2 separate regions of the Mus musculus genome follow, and region 1 is linked to region 2. The links are chromatin loops, found by intact Hi-C in ENCODE. Cell type or tissue: heart. All regions are shown on one strand. Each heading gives the region's core, and the rest is flanking DNA. Links, peaks and the distances in the headings are about the cores only. Region 1 has its middle 69 kb from the start of Ano4. Region 2 overlaps Nr1h4 (nuclear receptor subfamily 1, group H, member 4).

Region 1 (8,342 bases), core at 40-8,039, 130 kb before region 2:
ACATCAACATTGTCACTTGACAGACTCAAAACTGAAGGGGACCATAGAAGGCACACCCGGTGCTGTCATCAGTCTTTGGAAGAAAATTGATGGTACTCACCTCTGAGGTTCTGACAGCTCTAACACATGGATAAGAGCTACCATACAATAGGGAGTCAGCCAAGAGCCAAAACATATTGAAGGACTTTGAAAGAGTGGTTTGTCTATGCCTCAGATCCTTCCTATACCTCTACTTCTGCAGCTCATGTAAGGATTAATCTATACAAGCCCTGTATCTTAGAATCCCTCACATACAGGATGACTGTTATCTAAAACAGTGGCTCCCAACCTTCCTAAGGCTGTGACCCTTTAATACAGCTCCTCATGTTGTGGTGACCCCCAACCAAAAAACTACTTTTGTTGCTACTTTGTAACTGTAATGTTGCTATTGTTATGAATCGTAATGTGATTTCTGATGGTCTTAGGCCAACCTTGTGAAAGGGTCATTCGACCCCAAGGGGTCACAACCCATAGGTTGAGAACCTCTCTAAGAGGATGAATGTAAGGGATACAAGAAAGCAAAGAACTGTTCAAACAGCTCCTTAAATGATCCATAGGAAGGTGCCCTCACTCTAGCCCTGAGTGTCTACATTGTTTTTCTATTTTCTGCGTTTGCCATGAATGTCACCAAAAGCTTTTTATTACCAAGTCTTTGGATAGATTGTGGGAAATGGATGCTGCCTGTTCCCTCTGCAGAACCTCATGGCCTTCCTTCCTTGAACAGCTTTGACATTGTTTTCTGCCCCAACCCCGAGGAGTCCTGGGGACAGCAACTCACAACAGCTGATTTAATTTCACTTGTCCAGACCCTCAAGTGGCCCTGATAGGTACACGGTCAGTTGGTTGACTCAGGGATGGTCATGGGACCCCTTAAACCTGTGGATGCAAGTCAGGTCTCCTGAAGCTCTTCAGGGGAAAGGCTCTCCACTAGTGGAGGCCTAAGAAGACAGTGCATTCCTTTTCCTCATTGTGGCCGCCACTATGAGAATATGCCACCAGGAAAGTGGAGGGGAGAAGGCCTCTCACAACAGCTCAGAACAACTCTGCCTCTGGTCTTCTGTTGGTTAAAGAATAAGCTCCCTACGGTCTTGGCCAATCGGGGAACTGAATTAGGAGTTTGGTTATATTGTCACCTTAGAAAACTAAGCATTCCCTGTCCCCACCTCCCTTTCAGAGGTTAGATTTGTAAGAACTCTTGTAAAAAACATAACAGAAATGTATTGTTTCACAGTTCTGGAAAGCAGAAGTCGAAAGTGATGTGTCACAAGGGTCACACAGCCTCTGATGGTTCCACCGGTGAATCTAGTCTTTGCTTTTTTCTTGGGTTCCTATGTTCCTAGAATTCATTGCTATTCCTCAGCTGATAGACATCTTATCCCACTGCCACATGGCATTGTCCCTGTGTGTTTCTCTACCCCTTCTCATTACAGGCATACTGGTGGATTAAGCAAGTATGGTGTCATCTTAACTTGATTCTCAGGTACTGAAGACTCGAGACGCCTTTGGAAGATCCAGTTTAACTCACATATCCTGACATGGTAGGTACAGCTTCTGGATAGAGAAAGAGCATTTGTCTCTGTGTGCAAGTTGCCAGGTAACAGGAAAGCCATCCAACAGAATCAAGGCTGCCTGTTCTCAAACCCTAGTTCTTACTACCAATGAGTCCAGAGTCAATTGCTTAACCTCCCAGGGTCTTGGTTTCCCCACCTATAAAGTAAAGGCTGTAATCATATTTACCTCAGGACCTTGGTTAGCATGAAGTGAGTAAATACAGAAAGAGTCCTCAGAATGGCACTTAGGGAACACCTTCCCCCATTGGGTCTCCTACTATATCACTACTACTCGGCCTCCCTCCAGTTTCACTGGGGATTTTGTCATTCAGCCCATGCTGCCCCACAGCTCCTTACACCAAACTCTGCAATGTGAGTCTTATATAGGGGCCCTCAGGGTCGACTTTGAGCTTGAGTTGCTCTGATTTTCGAGAATCATGTTTGTCTAACTCCCTTCCCTTTGTCTGTCTTTCTCTCCTAACTGGGTTCCCCTCAAAGACTTCTTGGCTCTCTAAACACAGAATGTAGTGGCTCTCACTCTCAGGATCTCAGGCAATCCCAAAGACATACCCAACCTCTCCATGCAGGCAGTGCCTCTGACTGTAGCCTCTGACCATTCTACCCACAATTCCAATTTCCTTCAAGAGATTTTAAGGAGTCCCATGCATTACCTCATAGCCAAGCTTTATGGGCCACACCCCAGCATGTCCAAACTATATTGGCTGTACCCTTTTCCTAACTTACATATTTCTGACAGTGGCTAGACTCATTGGCAACCTGACTCAAAGCCTCAGAGCACTCTTGTCTACCCTCAGATGCAGTCAATGACCATTCTAGCCCACTAACCCGTCCTTCACCCTCCAATGTGCCTCCTGACCCCACTTTTTTGGCTTTGTTACTGTCTCATGTCAGTGACTCTACTCAGAGCCACTGACTTGCATAACACACTAGAATCTCCCACAGGAAACACAGAATCGTCTCAGAATAGTCTCTCATCCATGCTGGTCATTCAAGCTTCTCAATGCCTTACTGCAGGCCCTCCCTCTATGGCCTCCCCCTGCTTGACAAATATTTCCAAAAAGATCTTAAGTGTTTGATATTTTCAAACGGGCTCTGATGGGTGAACTCCAGAGGATTATTTTTAAATGTCATTACTCTTCATTTTAAAATTAATCACTTAAAAAATAATACTCTGAACCAAGTTCTCCCATTTAGTTTTAATGCTTGAGTCTGCTTTGGTGTTCGAACAGAGTGATACCAACCCACAGACTTCATGAGAGTTGAAAAAAGTGGATATGTCAGAGCGTACTCACACCATGTAAAGATCCAGAGACCTCGTACCAGTGAGCAGCAACGGACTTCAGAGTAAATTAGACAGAGGTGATGGCAGTGCAGACACTTTATAAAATACCCAGAAGTACGATGTCAGGGTCAAAGATCGTCCCACTGAAACTAATAGCACATTGTCTTGCAAGCAGCAATCCCGGCAGTCACAGGACATTTTTTAGTAAACTAATCAGGGAATTGGGGTCCATTTTGCTTGGTGGCATTTTAAATCCAATGTGGTTTTTAATGGGTATTTCAAATAGAAGGTGCCCATGTGTAGTTTTCTGCTCAAATATACTTTTGCGACTTTATAATCAAAAGAATTCAAATGCATTTTACAGGCCCGTCATTATTTGACAGAGCTCCCTGCTATGGCAGTTAAAGAAGCCACATTCTGGAGTCCCAAGGCATGGGTTGTAGTCTAAGAGACCTATACTGGAACCCTGATCATATCAATAACAAAAAGAAGTCAAGTCCCCTAATCTGTATGATGAAGAAATACTGGTGCCATCTCACAGAGTTCCTGTCTAGTAAAATGGATTAAATAGAGAGCCAACAGCAGCGCATGAATACAAAATAAATATTAGCTGTGGTCACCACCAAATTGTTTGTAAGTCACTGCCTACGATTCTGGACTCAGGAAAGTTTTGAAAGAAGTGGGAGAGAATAGACTCAACAGGCAGAAAAACAAAGAAGGTTATGTTACTCTTCCCTATCTGGACACAGTAAATACATTTAAGCTTGGGTAGGGAAGAAAGTAGGAGAGAGTGCAGGTGTGCTCTGCCCTTTTGTTGCAGTTCACGGGCTTCCTGCATGAGACAGGGCTGGGGTGGGGTGTGTGAGAGGACTGCATGCCCCAATATGAGGACATTTCCAATGTCACATACTGTAGGGAGTGGCAATGTTGTTTCAGAGAAGGGAGGGACAGGGTGGCTAGTACACATGGGATTCTTTAGACAGCAGAATGCCTTGAAGGACGACCAAGGCGTAATACGTGCAGAAGGGCATCCGAGAGGGTGGGAAATGTTATGTCTGTCTGGTTCTCCTTGGTTCATTCAGATCCCAATAAGGAAAGTCTGACTTTGGATTTTAGCAGCACACTAACATCTGCTTCACACACTCTTCAGACAGGAAAGGTACTCCTTCCCTCCAAGTGGACAAAATTTGGTGGACAAAATTTTCTGTACTTTACATAACATTCGTTTTCTATTTGCAGTTACCAGGAGGTTTCTTCCTGAAAGAATATTTAATAATTCTCCACAGATATTACAGAAGAACTTGATTGTGATATTAAGTGCATCACAGTTCAGATAACACACCAATGAAAGAGCTAAGGCGAGCACTGAAGCAGGAAAAGACCCATTCGCTATAGGCTAGTTACACGACTCCTTCCAATAGCAGCAAAAATCCACAAGAGGGCGCCCCAGGACGAGAACCCACCAGCAGCAACTGCTGTGGTTCTGAAAACCAATTCTTTCATAGGTATTTTTCTCCTTGTTCCTTCCTAAGCCGCCTTCCCACTCAGGTTAAGCGTGTTACACGACAGTCGCTGCAATTGCTCACCTATGGTGATCTGGCTGACACAGCTGTAGTAGCTGCCCGTGGTCGCAGAGGACAGGTTATAACTCCCACTGCTCACATCTTTGTCTGTTAAGAAAGCAAGACAAGAAGAAGGTTAATACCAACTCGTGGTTACCATGACTACGATGTAAGCTTATGACTGAAACTATAATAACAACAAAGGCAGCTCTGCGTCTGTGACAAAGGTGCCTCTCAGACTCATCCGATGGGTCACAGGCACCAAGCACTCAAGGTTGTGGGTACTTTTGCACACCAGCAATCCCTGAGATTGTCAAGGGCAGACCCAAACATAACAATGTTCACTGATTTAAAGCAAGACAAAAGGGGAAAAAAAGTTAAAGGAGGTACATACACACACACACACACACACACACACACACACACACACACACGGCTGCTTTTACTTCTTCCTAGTTATAAAGAGGTTGTGGTCACAGACAAGAAATAGGCCAGCTTTGTTTAATGTAAGTTCTTTAACTTGCTTAATTCCTTTCAGTATTGGTCTCCACCTGAACATGGTGGTCATAAGGCTAATCTCAAGGATAGGGAGTTAAGATACAGCATAAGATCAGCCACAGGAAATGTACCCCTGGCACATAAGTCAGTCTATGTGGAATGTGTTGGATCGACCAATTCAGATCTAAAGCATAGCCAATGAGTCTACCTGCTCCAAAGTCGCCATTCTCGATTCTCTCTAAAGCTTTCATTAACAGTCTGCCTTTAGAAGATGCTGGAAAGGAGATCTTTAGGGGGCAGGGTTAAAGGCATGGGAAATGCACACAACAGAGAGAAAGCATCTGTTAGTGATAGGCGGCCGTGGATGAGCAGGAAGAACAGGCACAAAAGAGAAATGCTTATCGAAGACTAGGAGTCAGTAGTAAAGTAGGACGCTTGAATCGGAAGCAGTTGTCTAGGAAGGGGTTGTGGGTAAACCGAAGCGGCAAAACCCCTCTGCTCTCAGTGCTAAGTCAGGGCTGCAAAGGCACAGGAGGTGTGGCAATCTGTGACACAAGGAAACCATGTGGAGAAAGGTGCACACACTTGTGGGCCTCAAACAGAAAACATCAATCAAAAGCTTATGTGTGGCTCTTAAACCAGACATTTCAGGACAGCCTTAATATTGATTTAGTCCTTGAGGGACCAATTTTGGTGAAATGAGAATATCGTGTAGCCAGAGGGGAATCTTGAAACTGAATGAAATCAATGAAGTCTGTAGATCCTGGAGATATATATAGTATTATATTGGAGTATGATCTCAGGATTTATATATTGTATATAACAATATATATAAGACACCTGGGCATGTCTTGAGCCTGTTATTTGTCTATTGGTCTTTGTTTCTTTGTATAGGGGAATGGAAATAATAAAGGCACTAAACTTATTATGTGAACATTAAACCAGTTAATAATAAAGTCTTTCTACAGCCACGTCTAGCAGCACAAAACACCCACTTGGTATCAACTATCCTTCTTTTTCTATTGTTTTAAAAGAACAGGCATATCTATAATGCAGAATACTATATAAGAAAGAAAACAAATCTTCACAAAGTATCATGGGTTAATCTCATTCACATAAGGTTGAATAAAAAAAAAAATCCAACAAGGAGCAATGCATGTGATTCTAGTTACGAAGACTTGAACAAGAGGGCTGGGATGGCATCTCCGTCAGGAAAGTGCTTTTCAAGTGCTGAGTCTGATTCCCAGAACTCGTTATACAACGAACAAGCAAAGGCTTGCATGGTGCTGTCCTGTGTGATCCCAGTGAGAGGAAGAGAGAGGTGGAGAGTGCAGGTCGTGGGGCTCACTGGCTAGCCGGCCTAGCCTGCTCCGCAAGTACCCAAAGGTGAGCAACCCATGAGAGTGTCCTCTGGCCTGCACACACACACACACACACACACACACACACACACACACACACACACACACACACACAGACGAACACACAATCAAAACCACTTGAATAAAAACAGAACAAACTTACATTACTCATGGATTCATAATATGGACAGTAAAACTGCACGTAAGAGTAACAAAAATGATTACCACTACAGTGAGCTGCACAGTGATTGGGAAAGAAGAGTTTAAGTTATGAGAAGGTCTAGGACATGGCTAGGTCTTGCCAAATAGGATTTGTTACTTGACTTGGGTAGGAGTCCCTGGGATGGCTTTTTACAACTCTTGTCTAATTATAAATTTGTGTCTTGTGCTTCCCACTTGTGCAAAGTTAACCTTTTAATTTTAATTTTAATTTGGAGATAATCTTGGACTTCCCGAAAATTTATAAAAAAACAAAAAACGTGGTTCAGGGTCTCAGATTGCATTAGCTATGATACTCTCCAGTCTACTCCAGTCTGTGGCAGTTTCTCCATCTTTCATAGCTCATATAGCTCATAACTCTTAAAAAGAAAACCAGAAGGGTGGATATTGTGGCAGGACAGACCAGGAATATTAAATTATACAAAAACATAAGAGAAAGAGAAGGCAGAAACGTTAAACAAGTGGTTCTCAACCTTCCTAACGCTGTGACCCTTTAGTACAGTTCCTTGTGTTGTGGTGACCCCCAACCATAAAATTATTTTTGCTGTTACTTCATAACTGTAATTTTCCACTTTATGAATGATCACGTAAATATCTGTGTTATCCAATGGTCCTGGGCGACCCCTGTGGAAAGGTCATTCAACTCCTCCCGCAGTGCCGAAGGGGTCGTGACCCACAGGTTGAGAACCACTGAGTCAAACAGATCGACGCTAGCACCTGTTGTCTGCCAGGAATTGGGCTAAGCAGTCATTGCTCCATGTACACCCAGTGTTTTATTTGAGGTAGGTACGCATATCCCACTACCCAGCTAAGAAACTGAGGGTTTAAAAAGTGAAGGAACTTGCTCAGACTTGCCCTCCTGGGAAGCCACAATCTTCCACTAGAAAAATAACCAAAGCCAGCCTGAGAGATAAGACAATGAACTGTGTGTGGGAAGGGCCCATACTCAAGACAGTCAGTATTCTAATTGAAGTTGTTGGTGAAAAGTCTTAAGAGGAAAAAAATGACAAGAGAAAAAAACAAATAAACTGTTGACTATTTTTATACAGAAAAAAAAAAAGAAAGAAAAATAATTGAGAAGAGAGACAAAGGAGAAGGAAGGCAGATTATGCAAGCCAGTGTGTTCCAGGAAGTGCTCCCTGACCCCCACTGTGCCTTTGAAAGTCATTTATCCCTTGTGCTAAGCAAGGAGGCTCTGAGGAACACAGTCTTTTTCTGACCTCTGGACAGAAAGTGTGAACAAATTAGCATGCTTTTGTCTCAAATTTCTCTCAGTGCACTGATAAACAACATGCTCTAACCACCGCCACCACCACCACCACCACCACCACCACCACCACCACCACCACCACCATCACCACCACCACCATCACCACCACCACCACCACCACCACCATTACCACCACTACCACCATTACCACCACTACCACCATTACCACCACCACCATCACCACCACCACCACCACCACCACCACCACCACCACCACCATCACCACCACCACCATCACCACCACCACCACCAACACCAACACCACCACCAACACCAACACCACCATCACCACCACCACCACCACCACCATTACCACCACTACCACCATTACCACCACTACCACCATTACCACCACTACCACCATTATCACCACCACCATTACCACCACTACCACCACCGCAGCAGCAGCAGCAAATCAAATCCAGGCACCCTCACCAATCATCTGCAGAGAAAAAGGAGTCTAGTGTTTCCAGTAAACATGGAAACCTGGTGAGTACATAGGAAGGCTGAGCAAAAATTATTAATATAGAATAATAATTA
Region 2 (8,342 bases), core at 209-8,208:
CAATTTCTTTTTGTCCAAATGAGAAGTCTCCTTGCTATTACATTCAGTTTATTGTCTCAGTTGAAAACAGCTCAACTTTATAAAATATATATAATATTGTCGAATGAAGAATAAAATGCCCCTAGCTCAGTAGATAGAATTGAAGTAACAATTGATTTAATTAGGCCAAAAGGGCATGCCAGTGGGGTTTCCTGAAGCCTTGTAAAATACAGTGTGGGGAAAGCAGTTCTATCTAGTCTGTATTTACAACCGTGGGAGGTGTATAATTGCCACATAAATATTCATTGAGATTCTTGAGTGAAACCAGGTACAAACGAAACAAGGTTTCTGTTCCGAGGAGGACAAGGAGCCAGCCCCACTGGTGTCCATCACTGCACATCCCAGATCTCACAGAGGAGCGGGGTGAACTTGTGATCATTCACTCTCCAAGACATCAGCATCTCAGCGTGGTGATGGTTGAATGTCCGGAGTTCCGTCAGGCGACCCAGGAGGCAGGCGAAATGCTGCGGGTTCTCAGGCTGGTACATCTTGCACAGCTTTTGTAGCACATCAAGCAGGGGCTCCTGCAGCTTCTCCACCGCCTCTCTGTCCTTGATGTATTGTCTGTCTATGTGGGGGGTTTCAAGAAAATAGCAAGATTAAAGAAAGTTTAAAAAAAAGTAATCAGGGGTAATTATGGCAATGGCTACGCTTCTTTAAATGTTGGCTTATCCACTGATTACTATGCAGAGCTCCTGTGGGCAGCCATAGTGTTGAGATGGCATGGCTGTAGTGTCTGACACATCTAGGAGACATTATCTTGAATCTGACATTCTGGTCCCCTGGCTCTTGTAATTTCCCTGAGCCAGAGAAATTGTGTGTATTAAAATGTGTGTATTTATATACACATATAAATATATATATACACACATATATAGTGTACAACATTTTCAATATAATTTAAATTATTTGCATGTACATACACTCATATCTACACATATAAAAAGTATATACACACATGTGTACAATGGACTTACATGAAGACCAAGAAAGGGAACACCAATGCTCCCAGAATTCCCCCTAAACGTCCTTCCCAATCAAAGTCATTGAAGGAAACCCACACAACAGGTATAGGCATCCTATCTCAGGGGAACATTCCCAGACTACCTGGGCCATAGGGGATCTGCATGTGTAATGCCAGGTGGCTCTGCCAAATGGTTTTTTTCTCCCCTCAATCATAATTATTAATGCCCAAAGAATATCAACTAGCAACTGCCTATTTATCATAAATAAAAAATCATCTAAGGCTAGCATGGTATGGTTTACAAACGACAAATGCAGTAGTACTTTCACCCAAATTATTAAAGTCAACTTTGAAAATAGATTTTTTTTTTTTGCAGAGAGATATTCAGGTCCACAATTTTCAAAACAATAATAAAATTAGAAGCATATAATTACACAATCAGTGATTATTAAGTATGTTTTTGAAGAGCAGTCATACAGTGGAACATCATAACTTTTAACAAGAGCCCTGTAAAGAGTTTTCTAAAGGATAGCCGGATCTCTGCTATGTTACAATGTATACCATGTCTTTGATATCCCAGCACAAGTATCAGTCTCTCCAATGTTACAATGTATGCCATGTCTTTGATGTTCCTGCACAAGTGACTCTCCTTAGAGCCCTCCCTGACAACTAATGAACTTCCATTCTCTTCCCACTTCCTTCCCATCTAGCCTCATCACTGTAAGTTTTTTGAGATGAATTCTCACTATATAGCCCAGGCTGAGCTCAAATTTGTACTCTTCCTCCAATCAGCCAAGTACAGACATTACAGGCACGGGTCACTGGGGTTGTCTATTATTATTACATACTTTGTAGCAATTTTGTCATCTTCCTCACTTGTCTAGAACAATGACCTCGTAGGAGCGCTATTCAATTTATCCCTAAAGTTTAGAGCCATATTCACTGTGTAGGAGGTGTTGAATGGGTAGTTATTGGAACCATGAGGGCAATTTTTTTCGATATTAACTGAAAGTATATTAAGATAATAATAATGTTCTATTTGAGTGGTAGAATTGTGGGCCACTTTTTGTGTCTCTGTATTTTCCATATTTTCTCTAATCCACATCATCATCATGACTATGCTGAGAAAGAAGCAAACAGTATGAAAATACCAACATTATTTTCATAATTATGACAGCATTATTACCTGGAGAGAGGATGACGATCGCTGTGAGCAGAGCGTACTCCTCCTGAGTCATTTTGAGTTCTCCAACACTTTTATAGAAACTGAACATCGGGGTTATATACTCATCAGAGATACCTATGTAGGAAAGTTCAAAAAGAGCAGTTACAATAACAGGATTTTAATTCTAGCTTTCACTATTGTAGCAAGTGTGTGTGTGCATGCATGTATGTGTGCATGCATGTGTGTGTGAACGTGTGTGTGCATGTAGAGGTCAGGGTACAATTTTGTGGCATTGGTCCTCTCCTTCACGTGGATTCTAAAGATCAAAGATCTAATGATGTAATGATGAAAGCCAGGAACCTGTGACCATTCACATTTGTCTCCATTCACACCCAATCATTTAGTTATACTAAATTATACATCTCAGCCAAAGGCAGTGCGTGATAAGAAGACCAGTAAGCAGAATCTTCAAAGGACAGCCTCCTGTTGGATGCATTTGTCTTTGTTCACCCGCCAGTGTGTAATGATAAAAGATAGTATTGGTGGGTTAGAAGAATTCCCATAATTGCACCATTTTCTGGGTGGGGAACGTGTTACTTTAAACAATATCAATAGATAATTCAAGATAGAGAATAAGATTAATAATGAACAAAGCATAGTTATGCCTCTGTTCAGAAGCATAAACAACCTCACTGAGTAAGTTGGCCAGAGTTCTTATGAATGGGTTTGGATTTACCTGAAGCACCCATTGCCTGCCATCCACTTATCAATAGGAGGGTCCCTTTTTTCAAACTTGGTATGTCAAATATGAAAGATTCCAGATATGGACCAAACCTCCTGACTTTCTCCTAGCCCACATCTGGATTCTCCATTTTCAGTGGTGGACATCCTTAGCACCCAGTTGTCCAGGCTGACATTCTGGTGTGCGGGCCTGTGGGTCTCACTGCTTCTCTTCACCCCAGGGTGCCTTACCTCCCGTAGCTCTTGGTACTGAGTGAGTATCACCCAGTCACCTCCCTTTATCTGGCATATAGCAACTGCTTTCTCATTCATCTCCCTGTCTTGTTTACCTCTCTTTAACCCATTCTCTACCCAGATAAATGACTGGCCCCCATGAACTTGAAATCCCATACATTCTCCTCACTTGTTCCACACCTTCAGAACCTTTCGATGGCTTCTGCCATATGCATGCTTTTCTTTTAAATGGGGACCTCCGCCTCTGTCACCATCAGGGACTGTAGCACACTGAGTCAGTATTTACCAGGTCCTAACGCGCACTACACTCCGTGACAGGTACATTTGGCCACTCCTTTCAATCCCGCTATGTCAAATACCAAAGACACCAGGGGAAACCCAAACCCTCTCCCCTTCCTCCAAATCCACTCATTTCCTGCTGTTTCTTCATCAAGTTTTCTAAACTCCCTCTAGACCAGCAGTTCTCTGCCTTCCTGAGGCTTCGAACTTTTAGTACAGTTCCTTGTGTTGTGGTGACCCCCACCACCACCATAAAATTATTTTGTCTCTACTTCAGAAATGTAATTTTTGCGACTGTTATGAACTGTAATGTGAATAGCTGCTACCCAGGCTATCTGCTATGCAATAGGCAGGTTAATAACTACTGTACTAGCTAGATACAGAAAAGTCAGTAAGCTGCCCAAAGAGACAGAGCTGGTGAGAGGCAGTGCCATGACTTGAGCCAAAGTTGGCAGGCTTTGACTCAGTTTCCCCTGCTTTTCCATCACACAGTTTCCCTCGGCAATCCCATTTTCCCAGTGTCTGTACACCCACGGCTGTCTCTGCTTGGAGCCCCCTCATTCCCTTTGAACTTTATTCTTGTTTATAATTTAAGACAACGTGTGTTGTCTTACTCTAATATTAGTTTGGAGCATGCACTACACATGGTCTCATTCCAGAAGAAGGACTGGTTAGGGAATCAAGGAGACAGGAGAGATATGACTAGCTGATGAGTGGAGATGAGGACCACACTCCCAAGATTGTGCCACCTGAGAATCCATTGCTTTCTTCCTTTCTAAGCCAAGTCTAGAGCCACAGAATTCTTGCTGAACAAATCAGAATAGGGTTGGACTCCCGATGCTTAAGAGTATGACTACCACCTTGTACACCTTATCAAGTCAGTTTGTCAGCAAGTGAAAGCCTCCCTTAGACGAGCTTGAAATCTCTTCCAAATTGAGTCCTTAGCCTCTCCCAGAGATTCAACACACCACACACCACTACCCTCTCCCCCCATCCTTTGATTATGTGTCTGACCCCAGTGGATTCTCTTAACAGCTAAGTCTTTGTTTAACAAGTGGGAGATTACATCACATGGAAGAGTGCCCTTTATCGAGCTGCTGCAGAACTACCCATGACCAGATGAGATACAACATTCAAGGACTGAAGCAGGAACCTGGGAATGCTGCCCAATGCTTCCAACATAGGGTTAGAGAATATGAGTCAACTCTTGACTTTGACATCTGACTCATACAGTATTGCATAAGAGAATACAGAGAGTATTTTCTTGCAAACCTGCAAACCTCCCAGTAAGCCCTCAACGGTGGGGCAGGCCTGTAATTCCATTTAACTGGGAGTCGGAGGGAGGAGGATAGCCCTGCCTAAGCTACAGAGCAAGTTCAAGGATAGCTGGCCACCCAGTGAGACCTGAAAGCTACTACAGAGATCTACAACTGGTCAAAGTGCAGAGTACATGACTGTGGAGAGCCGGGTCGCAGGTGTTACTTCTGCAACATCACCCCGGCACCTAAGGCTCAGGGAAATTACAAGTGCCAGGGGACCAGAGTGTCAGCTTTAAGATAGTGCCCCTAGATGTGTCAGGCACTACAGCCATGCCATCTGAACACTATGGCTGCCCACATGAGTTCTGCATAGTAATCAGTGGGTAAGCCAACATGGATGGGGGAAACTTCCCAAGTCTCCAGCCCTGGATGGAGAGTTGGGGGAAATCAATGGCTGGTAAGAGGGAGAATCCATTTTCTCCAGGAATGAGCCCCCTGATAGGCTATCTAATCCCACGTGGTCAGCCCTAAACCTATACACATAGGAGCAATACTGAATGGATGCAGTAGATATGAAAGAAGAGTTCTGGTGTTCAAGAGTGGAACACAGGAGGAGTTGGGGGAGGGGGTGATGTAAATACACTACTCGTGTATACAATTCTCAAAAAATTAAATAAGTAAAAATAAGTTTCCAAAAACAGTCAAAACAGAGCTGGGGCAAGCACTTGCCTAGGAAATGGTAGTTTCTGGGTCTAATCCTCAGTACCACAAAAATAAAAATGAACATTTACCATTGTTAAGCAGATGAATTGCATTAACAAATTAATTCATCGCGACCTCAGTCAGTTTTAGTCTAGATTAGATGTGTGTCCCTCTGCCTTTACAAAGATATTTTTTATTTGTTTGTTTTAGTTTCATGTGTGTTGGGGGCTGTGCCGCAGTGCCCATGGGAGTGGTGGTGGTGGTCAGGAAACAGCTCTTGGGAGTCAGTTCCTTCCACCGTGTGGGTCCTAGGGATCAAACGTAGGCCATCGGGCTCTGCAGCAAGAGCCACCTTGCCAGGCCAGTGTTGTGTGTGCACGCGTGTGCGTGTGTGCGTGTGTGTGTGTGTGTGTGTGTGTGTGTGTGTGTGTGTTTTACAAGAAAAAAATTCATATTTTGGTTTTGGACACAGGGCCTCTCTATGTAGCCCTGGCTGTCCTGGAACTCACTGTGTAAACCAGGCTGGCCTCTGCCACCCAAGGGTGGGGATTAAAGGCATGTGCCACACCCCAAGTGAAAAGATCATTTTTCTTCCTCCTGGGGGTGGTTATCTGATCAGTGACTTGCCTCAGGATTTTTCTGGACATTAAACCAAAACAAAGATTTGTAATTTTTCTTTCCTAAAAGGTAAAATATTCTATTTTACCTTTAAATTTTTAGTCGTCTTAGCTGTAAATCCCAGCACTTGAGAGACTGAGGTAGGGGGATGTTGAAGTCAATGGGTGGTCCAAGGCATGTAGCAAGACATCGTCTAAAGTCAAGGAAGGCCGTCTTCAGGCCCTTCCATATTCAGGGTCTGCACCCGTAGGGAAAGATCACCTAAAATGCACAGTTGGCCCACAACCTTACTTTATTCTGTGTTTAGAGAGAATCTCAGTAAATTCCTGAAAGTTTTTAACTTGCCGAACAGATTTCTGTGGAACAATTCATTTTTATTGAAATTTCTTCAAAATACATTTTAAGTTTGGAGGGGAGAGGGGTTTGAGACAGTGTCTCTCTGGGTAGCCTTGGCTGTCCTAGAATTCACTCTGTAGACCAAGCTGGCCTCAAACTCACAGTGATCCTCCTGCCTCTGCCTTTCGAGTGCTAGGATTAAAGGCATATGCCTCCAAACCTGGCGCATTTGAATTACCTGGTACGGCTAATCTGTTTCTAGCCAAAGCATATTCATGTTTTTACCAGTATGTGTGCACATGAGTACACTTTCTACTTCCCACTGCTGTATCTCCCATGTCAGCATCTGCATACATCATTAAATAGACTAAAGACTGGGTAAAGAAATGTCACAGAGAGGCGTGTCCTGTCTGGATGTATTTGTTAGAGAATTACCCATTCTGTTTGCCAGTGGCCACACATACTTTTGGTCACTTTGAAGGACTCAGCGTATGAATGAGCAATTTTGTTTTTATTATTTTGAATCACTGGCTTATTTATGAATGGCCAATTCGTCCCAGGAAGTGGCTTTCGAGAGTACTGATCTGTGAGCAAATGTCTCACGAAGCGAACGTAACTTGTTTCCTCGGAGCGTGTAAACCAGAGCACAAACGGCTAGAATGCAAAGCAGAATAAGCCCTGAGTTACGAAGTCACAAAAATACCGCTGTTTGCTTATGTGAGTATATACACATGCATGCCGCACATATGTGGAGATCACCGCACAGTGTCTAGGAGTGGGCTCATTCCCTCCACCTCCTTCGCTCCTGGGATCGAACTCAGACGATGAAGATTTTTGGCAAGCACCTTCACCTGCTGAACCATTTCACAGGTCCTGGGCCATCATTTTAAATGCCATGGGATTTAGAGATACTATCCAAATCAATGAAATCTGAAGATGTTCAGTATTTAGAATTCATCTTCGATTGCCAAATTGCCTAGCTTGCTCATCCCTTTAAATTTTCAGCCTCCAGTGAAGCTGCCTCCACCAGTTAATTATAGTTGATGAAGTCTGGGGGAAAAAATAAGTTAAAATGCTTGCTATGATTGTTTCCTTTTGTATGTGTTGAAGCCCGGGGTTGAGAAAAATGTAGATAATAAATAATATGCGTTTTCAAAATTATTTTTCCTACAAGTCAGATCAAGGGTGAGTCTTCTCTGGGATTCAGAATCGACAATTTTACTAAGGACAGTAACATAAACACCAAGAGTGTTTCAAAAGCCAGCAGTTTCCAGTATAAAAGTGTAATAACATCATCCTGAAGGGGGCAGCTCTTCCCCGTTTTCCGGCTTCCCTCTCTATAACGTGATTGAATTGGTTTAGTGTTTTCACTCTTAGGACCAGTTGTCTCAACATTGGCCACAAGAGAGCGCTATTTTCTAACTCAACCACCGAGGCTGTCTGAAAAAGTTTGAACCTTAAAAGAAAATCAGCTTACTTACGCACCTTTGTTTTTTGGTTTCCCTTTAAGGGGGAGCGCGATGGGGGCTCTGTGATAGACAAATTGGTTTTTCAAGGATCAGAAACGCTATCTGAAAGAATGACCCATAGTAGAACATCACTATGCTTTCTTTCTCTTTGTTCTGTTCTGGGGATCAAACCTGGGGCCTCAGGGCTGCTAGGCGAGTGCTCTATCACTGTGCTTTTTAAAATAATGAACCGTTTCTTTCCTGATGGGATTCCTAGTATTAATCAGAAATAAAAGCAGGCAGTTACTTTGTGTGTGGAATACGTATTACATGCAAGAATGTGTACCATGGAAGCTGTATTTCCCACGACTCTTGATGGCTTTGTGTGATTTATTGCTGTTGATAAGATAGACTGGGCATCGTATTTAAACAGATGCTATTTGTTCAAACGATTTAATTTTAATTTTTCCTAGAAATGACACCTTCGCAATAACACAGAGGTTAACTGTATACCTGAACACGGCATCCAATCCTATGGATGCCTTCAACATCGTTTT

Evidence for each region. Hi-C counts contacts between places; a loop is a spot of excess contacts. Peaks named below come from ENCODE experiments on the same cell type or tissue, not always from the same donor. Only the 100,000 strongest peaks of a DNase experiment are listed, where the experiment ranks them.
Region 1: it touches region 2 in a loop (2.9-fold over the local background); 9 of 42 quality-filtered maps call a loop at or near these places.

Annotation. Positions count from the first base shown.
Region 1 is chr10:89,322,772-89,331,113 of GRCm38, forward strand. It overlaps a transcript of Ano4 not described here. Among named protein-coding and RNA genes, the nearest start is that of Ano4, 69 kb to the left of the region's middle. In heart, for the core only: a CTCF peak has its summit at 4,331 (motif pointing right); no DNase peak of the experiment used is centred there.
Region 2 is chr10:89,454,342-89,462,683 of GRCm38, forward strand. Nr1h4 (nuclear receptor subfamily 1, group H, member 4) reads right to left here. Exons shown (of 9, transcript NM_009108.2): 8 at 2,190-2,303; 9 at 1-607. The coding sequence ends at 369. Among named protein-coding and RNA genes, the nearest start is that of Gas2l3, 15 kb to the left of the region's middle. In heart, for the core only: a CTCF peak has its summit at 7,708 (motif pointing right); DNase peaks (open chromatin) are centred at 4,530 and 7,730; H3K27me3 peaks cover 362 bases.